2 separate regions of the Homo sapiens genome follow, and region 2 is linked to region 1. The links are chromatin loops, found by intact Hi-C in ENCODE. Cell type or tissue: gastrocnemius medialis. All regions are shown on one strand. Each heading gives the region's core, and the rest is flanking DNA. Links, peaks and the distances in the headings are about the cores only. Region 1 overlaps LINC01705 (long intergenic non-protein coding RNA 1705). Region 2 holds the start of LOC124904517 (a long non-coding RNA gene).

Region 1 (4,399 bases), core at 153-4,152:
TAAAAAGCTGATGAAACCAGAATAGTCTGAAAATAGGGATGGAAGATGATTCTCATGGAAAAGAGAAGGCTGAGTGGTCTGAGTGGTTACAATGTGAGCTCCAGTCTTAGAGAGTCCAGGAACTAGAGAGAGACACGGAATGTACACTGATGGAATCGAGAAAATGTCGCAAGTGAATGCAAAGACTAACCCAGAGAGGTTACTTGAGGACCTGCCTTTTCTCCCATAATATGTGCTATGATTCAGTCAAACTAAGCCACAAGATATTCCTTTAATTATCCTGTGCATTCCTCTCTTTGCTCAAATGTTCCCTTTTCCAGGAATAAAATTCCCACAGTACCATTAACCTCCAACATTTCTTGAGGAATTTCTTTGTGACAATGTACTGAAGGCTTGTGCGTCACATCAACTATCTCATTTAATCCTCGTAACCACGTTATGAAGTAGGTGTTAACATGAGCTCTGTCTTGCAGCTGCAGAAATTATGACGTAAAAGCTTAAGTAACTTGCCCAAGGTTAGGTTGGTAATAAGAGGCAGAGCTGGGGTTCCATCTTAGGCAGCCTATTCCTAGATGGTACATCTTTAACATCTATGTGCACCAGTAGAGAGAATGCTGCTGTTCTAAGGATCCTTGAAGGACCAGCTTGAATTCATGAGACTTTCTTCCCCCAGGATAAAGCGCTCCCTTGTTGGTGTCCCCACAGTCCAGGCTGGTGCTGATGCCGTCCTGCCGTCCTGCATCAGAGCCACTCATGCCCGTGTGCGCACTCTTTGTCGGGGTCTGACACCGTTGCATCGTATATCACCTGTGTTGTCATGGTCAGTGCTCAACAAATGCCCCTACTGATTCAAGTATATGAGCAAGTCAAATAAAAAAATAATATGGCCGGGCGCGGTGGCTCAAGCCTGTAATTCCAGCACTTTGTTAGGCCGAGGCGGGCGGATCACAAGGTCAGGAGATTGAGACCTTCCTGGCTAACACGGTGAAACCCTGTCTCTACTAAAAATACAAAAAATTAGCCGGACATGTTGGCGGGCGCCTGTAGTCCCGGTTACTTGGGAGGCTGAGGCAGGAGAATGGCCTGAACCCAGGAGGCAGAGCTTGCAGTGAGCTGAGATCGTGCCACTGCACTCCAGCCTGAGCGACAGAGTGAGACTCCATCTCAAAATAAATAAATAAATAAATAAATAATGTAATAATTTATTAGGCCTCTGCTGTAATAATTTATTAGGCTTCTGCATAAATTATTGCATTTTATCCATACAACATTTATGATTCTTATTTTTCAATGAGGAACCAGACTTAGGAAGATTAATAACTTGCCTGAAGTCACAGAGGTAGAGGGGCAGCGTAAAGATTCAGTTGCCAATTTGTCAGATTCCAAAGCTCTTTTACTGCACCATCTCGCCTTCCAAGCGTGGGAGAGTGGGGAGGGAATTATGTGTCAGTGTTGGGTGAGAATGGCTTGGTAGAACTTGGAGGTGAGCTTCTCATGAACAGGGCTTCCTGGGACCTCTTATCCTGTCTTACATGAGTCACCCCAAATTATTAGAAATCAAAGCATCAGTTGAGGAAAACCACACCAGCCCCCAGAAAGCTAATTGAGCCCCGTAGTCTCAAAGCAAGTCTAGTCACTGCTCTTGAAAAATGCAATTTAGCCATTCCTCCTTACTCCTTACAGCTGATCTCAAACACATGAAATATCATATGTAATTAGAGTCCATGAACATTCGTGTCACTTTGCACAATTAAAACTGTGTTCTGCTATTCCTGGGAAACATATTTTTAGTTTAAGCTGGGGTGTAATGAGATCTCTAAAAATAACACCGTGAAAGGTGAGGCTAAGTGTAGGGGTTGAGTTCACCCCAGTGCCGAGGCTATAAAACATTATTCATGGTCCATTTAAAGCTCTTGAGCCCTGGGCCAACTTTTTTGCTCAGACAGAAGTTTGGTTCATCCTATTTGGACCCAACTCACTTTCCATTGAAATGGCGGTGGCCTGAGTGAGAGGGACTTAGACTAGGCCATTAGAGGAATTTTACAGCAGCTGAGGCAGCTCAGGGCCACTTTCTCTCCGAGGGGCTCTGGTTACACTCAGGCTGAAAGGCTTGGATATCGAGTGTTGAGACCACCCCACAGCTCGCCAGCTTGCTGCCCTCTGGCATGATGGCTCCTTTCAGAATCAAGCTCCCCAGGTTTTGGCAAGCCTATGGCTACAGAAATAACAAATGATCTCCCAGCTTGGCAGTGGGAGGGTTCTGGCATGCCTGTAACCTCAGACACAGAATATGGCACCCAATAGCGTGCGGAAATGGTGATACAAGGCTCGTAACAGATGTGAGAAACTTCAAGATTTCAATAATTCAGGGCTTTGGAGGGGATATGATTTTCTTGGACAGAAAAGTGCCGTATTAAATGCACCACCCACAGTACTTTAAACGCACATACACACTCTCACACCACATGGAACACATCCGCGTGTGTGCCCATTGCCAGGGCTTCTGCTCCCTTGCTTAAGGTAGACCTGACATCAGCAGCAGATGGTCATTATCAAGTTTCTTATCTCATCCTTGTTGCCCCAAAACATAATTTCTCCTGCCCTTGGGGCTGTGCTAATGAGGCTGATGTTACAGGCTGGATTCTGTGGATACTCTAGTTGATTTCACTCTCTTTCCTGATCATGAATGTTGTTTGCTTCCTTGTTCTTCTGGTTCATCTGTTTATTTACATTCAGCTTCCACCAAATACAGATTTGGGGTGAGGTCAGAGATTCCATTCTATTTGCTGATTTATAAATTAATTTCTTTCTTTCGTTCTTTCTTTCTTTCTTTCTTTCTTTCTTTCTTTCTTTCTTTCTTTCTCTCTCTCTCTTTCTTTCTTCTTTCTTTCGTGTGTGTGTGTGTGTGTGTGTGTGTTTGTTAGCTTGTTTTTGATACAGGGTCTCACTCTGTCACCCAGGCTGGAGTGCAGTGGTGCAAACATGGCTCACTGCAGCTTCTGCCTCCTGGGCTCAAGCAACCCTCCTATCTCAGTCTCCTGAGTAGCTAGGACTACAGGTACATGCCACTATGCCTTGCTAATTTTTGTCTTTGTTGTTGTTGTTGTTGTTGTTTTGCCATGTTGCCCAGGCTGGTCTCGAACTCCTGGGCTCAAGCAATCCACCCACCTTGGCCTCCCACAGTGCTGGCCTTACAGGCGTGAGCCACTGTGCCTGGCCACAAATATCATCTTTCTTTAAGTGTAAACATGGTCCAGTACAAGCTAGTCCACTACAGGGAGAAGTGCCCAGACCCAAGTCTTTGTCGTTGATGCTAGCAGGGTTATTTTGGGGAGGTTAGCAGCAGAGACTGAACTAATCCTAATTCTGTGTATGCAGTCTCAGGCCAAAGGACAATACTGAGGACAGACTCTGTGACCTTTGTCATGCACAGGGCACGTGACCACACTTACAGTGCCTTGTTCAGAGGCAGGCAAGAGCCATTTTAAATTTTTGTTGTAACTTGAGTAAATGTAAAAAATTATTGTTATCATTATTATTTTGCTGTGCTAAGAGAATTGGGTAGTCCTTCTTGGAACTGAAGTGACCGACCACATATTTGGAAATGTGTGACTATTTGCTTCATCTTTCATTCCTAGGCTAAAATAGACTGTCTTCCCTTCCCTACCTAATTAGAGAAGTCATTCCCTAGTCACTGAATCCTTGACTTTAAAGGCAGCAGAGCATTTTTAGATGATCAAGTACATCTTCACCAATTTTATAATTGAGATCAAAACCCTGGTTGGAGAAATGACTTACTCAACATCTCCTGAGATTCAGTTCAGATTTGGAGATACTTAAAGACACAAGTTAACATTTCTTGAACCTTTCCTTTCAATTCCATCAAATAAGACCTGCCCTATATAGACTTTCAGTAGTTTATCTCTAGTGGTTTTTTTTTTTTTGTACCCCTTTCCTCCCTGGACAGCTCACTGAGTATACTCTACTCTCTTTCTTTCTCAACAGGCCCTTATCTAAAACAGTTATTAGGAAAGGACCAGACAAATGTACTCACATTCTGGCACAAATGACTGATCATAGTTGCTTCCTAATTTGTGTGTCTCATGGGGATTAGATTGTACTGAAAAGTGTTAAAATCTAGTGACAGAATTCACGGCAGCCTCAGGCCAATGGTAGGCATTTTGGGGAGGCGGTGGCTAAAATTACACCATGGCTTGGAAATTAGAAGGTCTGACTTAGACCTGTTGAAGACTTGTGGGATGCAAGATCTGGTAGAGGCCGTTAACTCGTGCAGTTTGCTAATAGGTGAGGAAAGTGAAATCCAGGGGAAGGAAACTGAAGTTTTCCCATGGGCAAGCAGCTGGTTAGTTAAGGGCAGGGCAGAGATGGGTCTCTAGGA
Region 2 (4,399 bases), core at 161-4,160, 190 kb after region 1:
TCAGCCATGCAATAAATGTCCCACTCATTCACACTGGCCAGGGTTTTGAAGGTTTGAATGCCACTTGCCTTGATACGGGGCTCAAAGTGCTTGATACATTTATCTTCAGTGCCTTCTTGAAATATGTTTCTTCTTGTTTTCTTTCTGTGGGCATTCTAATCATGGCCTAAAGTCATTTACTTGCTTCTCTGTTCTATAAATCCCAAGTAAGCTTTACTTCAGCAAGTATGTAAAACAGTTCGCTAACATACTGAGGTTTATTCATCTATTTCTTAATAGTGTATTCATTAGAATAGACCAAAGCTAAACAGAAAGAAGAGTAGACAGTGCTGAGTAGGCAATGCCTGCTTGTGTTTCTGTGACTTTAACATGACTATATGTTAGAGACATTGTTGGGATGTATCATTAGGGCTAGACATAAGAAAGTTGTTAAGTAAAGACTAGTCAGAATGAAACATGTCAGAATTTTTCACTCTTTATGCACTTAAGTATGGTTGTTAGAATGACTTATTTCTGATAATAAATTGTTTTTCGCCAGTAGAAGCCATTGACGTTGGGGGCATCAAAATGTGTGTTTGAAATTGAACATTAACAGCACCTAGTCCTTATGATCAAGTTAAACTTTTGGGGATGTGAAATGTATAATGTAGTAGAAAGTTTGGAGAAATATTTTGAGTCTAGGCTCTCCCATTTGCAATTTCTGTGACAATTTACTTCAATTAATTATGTCCTAGCTTCTTCATCTAGGAAATGATGAGTTTGGAAAAGATTGGTGATTTCCATAGAAAAATATCTGTGAAGCCCTGGAGCTCACATTGGGCAAAGTTCTGGTCCCTCCCTATGGGTCTCAATAAGTAGAAAGGGACCTACTTTTATCTGTCTGGCATACTGGCTTTCAAATTCATTTTTTGTAAAGTATCTGCTAAGTTGTATTGAAGTACCACTGGACTAGATGATCACATTGTCACTCTGAGTTCTCACCTTCTTCAGAACTAAACTTTCACTCTAGAATGTTTAAGATTGTGAGACTCTTGGTTTGCTCCCTATATGCACCCTGAGAGAAGGCAGATTCATCCTTCCCTGGGTGCAGCTCCATCAAGGTCAGCTTGGGCATACTGGATGGTCTGGTCGCTGGAAGCCTTGAAGCTTAGCTTTCTGGTTGCTACCCTTGGTTCCTATATATCATGGTCAGGACCTAAAAACAGTCCTCAGGGGCTGAGTAACTTCAGCCTAATGCATGTGCACAAATGGCAGCAGAGTGGGCAACCACTGAGTTGTCTAGGAACCAAAGAAGCTGGAGGACCCATAGCCCTCCCCTCTCCCAGAAGGTAGCATCATTTACTTAGATACCAGTTCTAACGATACCACCTCCCTCCCTGGAAGGGAGGAAGAAGGCAGAGCTATCTGAAAGCCCAGCATTTGCCCACGGCTAAACATTCATTAAAGAGGCTGTATAAATGATTAGATGCAACTAGGCTTGAAATTGGTGGGGCTCTAAATTATTCCCCCACTCCAATCAGTCAGTGAACCCTCAGGAAAGAACCCATCATTTTTACAGACAAAACAAAGAGTGTGTCTCCTGTGTGTGCACATTTGAGTCATGTTGAGAATTAAATTTGTGAGCTCACTGTATTTAGAAACTGTTAGAGCATTTTGCTGACGACCATCTATTCTCTGGAGTTTGAAGGACTCCTTTGAGTTGTTCAGGCCTATGCTTCCTGTGTGTCTTCACCTCCATAGCAGAAAGCACTTTCTCTTGCTTTTTCCCACTCTAGGAGTGAGATTGATTTTCAGCATGTATGTTTTATTTGGGCCCCTAAAGGGTAACATTACCCGAGAGGCTCCTTTTGCATGGATGTCGTTGTGCCTCCCTTACGCATGTGTATTGGCTGCATGGGGGATTTGCTCACTCTGGCCTGTGAACAAGACAGCAATGGGTCATTCTCCTCCAAGCAACAGCACAAACTAGACTGAGCATGACGGGTCATTCTCCTTCTTTGGGAACTGGATGTCCTGCCAAGAGCGGAAGAGAGCTCCCCACACACAGGTATCCCACCACACTGTGCCTGGCTCCCTGCCCCCTCCCCTCACCTCTTCCCAAGAACATGTCCACAGTTACCTTGGTGCCAGCAGGGGCCTTGTTCTTCGACACAGCCACGGCGTTCCTCACAGGTTAATGCGATTGTAAACATTGAGTCACTGCCAGAGAGCTTAAATGCTGAAGGAACAGCGAGTGGTGAAAAGATGACCTCACAGCCTGTGGCTGCCAAGTGGAGGCATCAGACATTGCTTCTGGCAGGCAACACGGCAGAGACAAACGGTATAGAGGGGCTTTTGAACAATGATCTCCCCAAGAAAGAGCCACCCTCTCCTGTGTGCCCCAAATGGTTAGGCTGCAGGTGGTGGTCATCATGAAAGCCACAAGGGCCAGATCTCCACCCCAGGCAGGATGACTGCAGGGAGAACTGAATCCCCTCCTTGTCCCCTCTGAGTGTTTATACTTGGAGAGAAATTGCATTTGCTAAGTTGTGTTGCATTGGTGGGTGAGGGTGGGCAGGGAGCAAACTTTTGTAAAATGTACTCAGGGATTTCTTTGAAGTATCCTAAAGGACTGCCTTTAAAAAGATGCATGTGGTAAAACTAAATAAATAAATAAATAAAGAGGTAGTAAAAGATCTTGTCATGGAGTTTGCCTACTACCAGAGGAAGATAAAGCTTAGTGGTGATGTCTCTATTATTGTCTGTACAATTACAAAGCGATTACATTACACACTAGGTGCTCAACCTGTGTTATGATGAGTAGAGGGCAGTAGACAGAAAGGCGAGACAGGGAGTACAAAGGGATTTTTGCCTTCAAGGTGCTCAGAATCTATAATAGTTCCAGAGAAGTAACTAGCTCATAAACAACCAAGTAACATGGTACGGTTCTCATTATCACACAGGCTGAAAACCCAGGAAGTGTTCAAAAAGGATGTGGAGGGATAAGAGCTGGATTTCAAAGAATGGCTGGATGTATGTGTGTGTACATATGTACATGTGTGTACGTGTGTGTCTGTCTGTGTATGCATGGTGTGTAATGCTTTCAGTGTGAACATGGTTAGCTACTTAGGATTGCTGGGGACACTGGCTCTGACCGGCTACAATCTAGCATAAGTGGAAGAAAGTATAATAAACCAAATGTCATAAACAAAGTATAATTTAAAAGCTCTGTTTTTCAAATAAAGTTCTCCAATCAAAGTTTTGAAAGCAGAAATACTTTCTTCCCATAACCTCTAAGTGCTTTGTTTTTATTATTATACTTACCTGGTTTATGATGAAGGGAAGATTTCTGCATTTGGGTCATGTCTTACATATTAGTAACTATAGCTTGGGCTTTTTTTTCCTGCAACCGGACTTAGAAAAAAATAAACAGGGGGAAAATATATACATCTGCTGGTTGGGAGGTTTTTCTCTTTCTTCTCCTTCTTCCTGAGCCCCAGGCTTCTCTCTCTACTCTCTCTTCCTCTGGAGGAGTTAGTGTGCAATTTAAAAAATCATCTGAACTACCTTCCTTTCTTCATTGGCTGGCTTTTCTTCCAGTGTCTCTGATCGCCCTGCCTTTCAGGCCCCAGGCCCCTCCAAGCTGCATGGCTGGGGGTTCCTGGAGTGCTCTACAGCCCAGGATCTATGCACAGTCTTTGTACTTACGCGGAAAAAAAGAAAAAGAATTGAGACCCACTGTCTTATGAGGTAGATGTGGTTAGGGATGGAGATGGGCAGAATCAAGGACCATGCTTTGTGTGTGTGTGTGTGTGTGTGTGTGTGTGTGTGTGTAAATCTCCATTTCCTTTTCTCCCTCATCTCAAATCCAGAATTATTTCTTGCCCTTACTGAACCATATAATCCTAATTTTACAATAAAACTATTTGCCTTAAATAGTTGTCTCTTACTCTAGACTTAATCCCATCCCCAAAGTAGGGGAAAGTAGGGAAAATTGCTTTTCCTGCATAATTTGTAACTAGGAGCACACACACACACACACACACACACACACACACACACTTTTTCAGATGTTTTAATACAGTGAATGCCACTGCCTATTGAGAATTCAGGGAATTTTTTTTATATATCAGTCTAAAAGTAAAGTATTTTATTGGGTGATGAACTTAATTCTTAGGTCCAGCTTCCTTTATTCTCATTACCCTGTTCACTATCTCTTTCTCACTTTTTCCAGAATCATTGACATTGCAAGGAAGTAATGATATGTGGAACCCCCCAAAGAGCATACTCTTTTTTTTTTTTTTTTTTTTTGAGACAGAGTCTTGCTCTGTCACCCAGGCTGGAGTGCAGTGGTGTGATCTCGGCTCACTGCAAGCTCCACCTCCCAGGTTCACACCATTCTCCTGCCTCAGCCTCCCGA

Evidence for each region. Hi-C counts contacts between places; a loop is a spot of excess contacts. Peaks named below come from ENCODE experiments on the same cell type or tissue, not always from the same donor. Only the 100,000 strongest peaks of a DNase experiment are listed, where the experiment ranks them.
Region 2: a loop joins it to region 1, with 3 times the contacts of the local background. A loop is called at or near these places in 1 of 110 quality-filtered maps.

What each region holds. Positions count from the first base shown.
Region 1 is chr1:222,038,197-222,042,595 of GRCh38, reverse strand. LINC01705 (long intergenic non-protein coding RNA 1705) reads left to right here. Exons shown (of 3, transcript XR_001738485.2): 3 at 674-892. Among named protein-coding and RNA genes, the nearest start is that of LINC01705, 19 kb to the left of the region's middle. In gastrocnemius medialis, for the core only: no CTCF peak of the experiment used is centred there; DNase peaks (open chromatin) are centred at 1,935, 2,225 and 3,345; H3K4me3 peaks cover 720 bases; H3K27ac peaks cover 3,790 bases.
Region 2 is chr1:221,843,861-221,848,259 of GRCh38, reverse strand. LOC124904517 (a long non-coding RNA gene) reads right to left here and starts at 2,331. Exons shown (of 3, transcript XR_007066885.1): 1 at 2,120-2,331. In gastrocnemius medialis, for the core only: no CTCF peak of the experiment used is centred there; a DNase peak (open chromatin) is centred at 2,119; H3K27ac peaks cover 1,680 bases.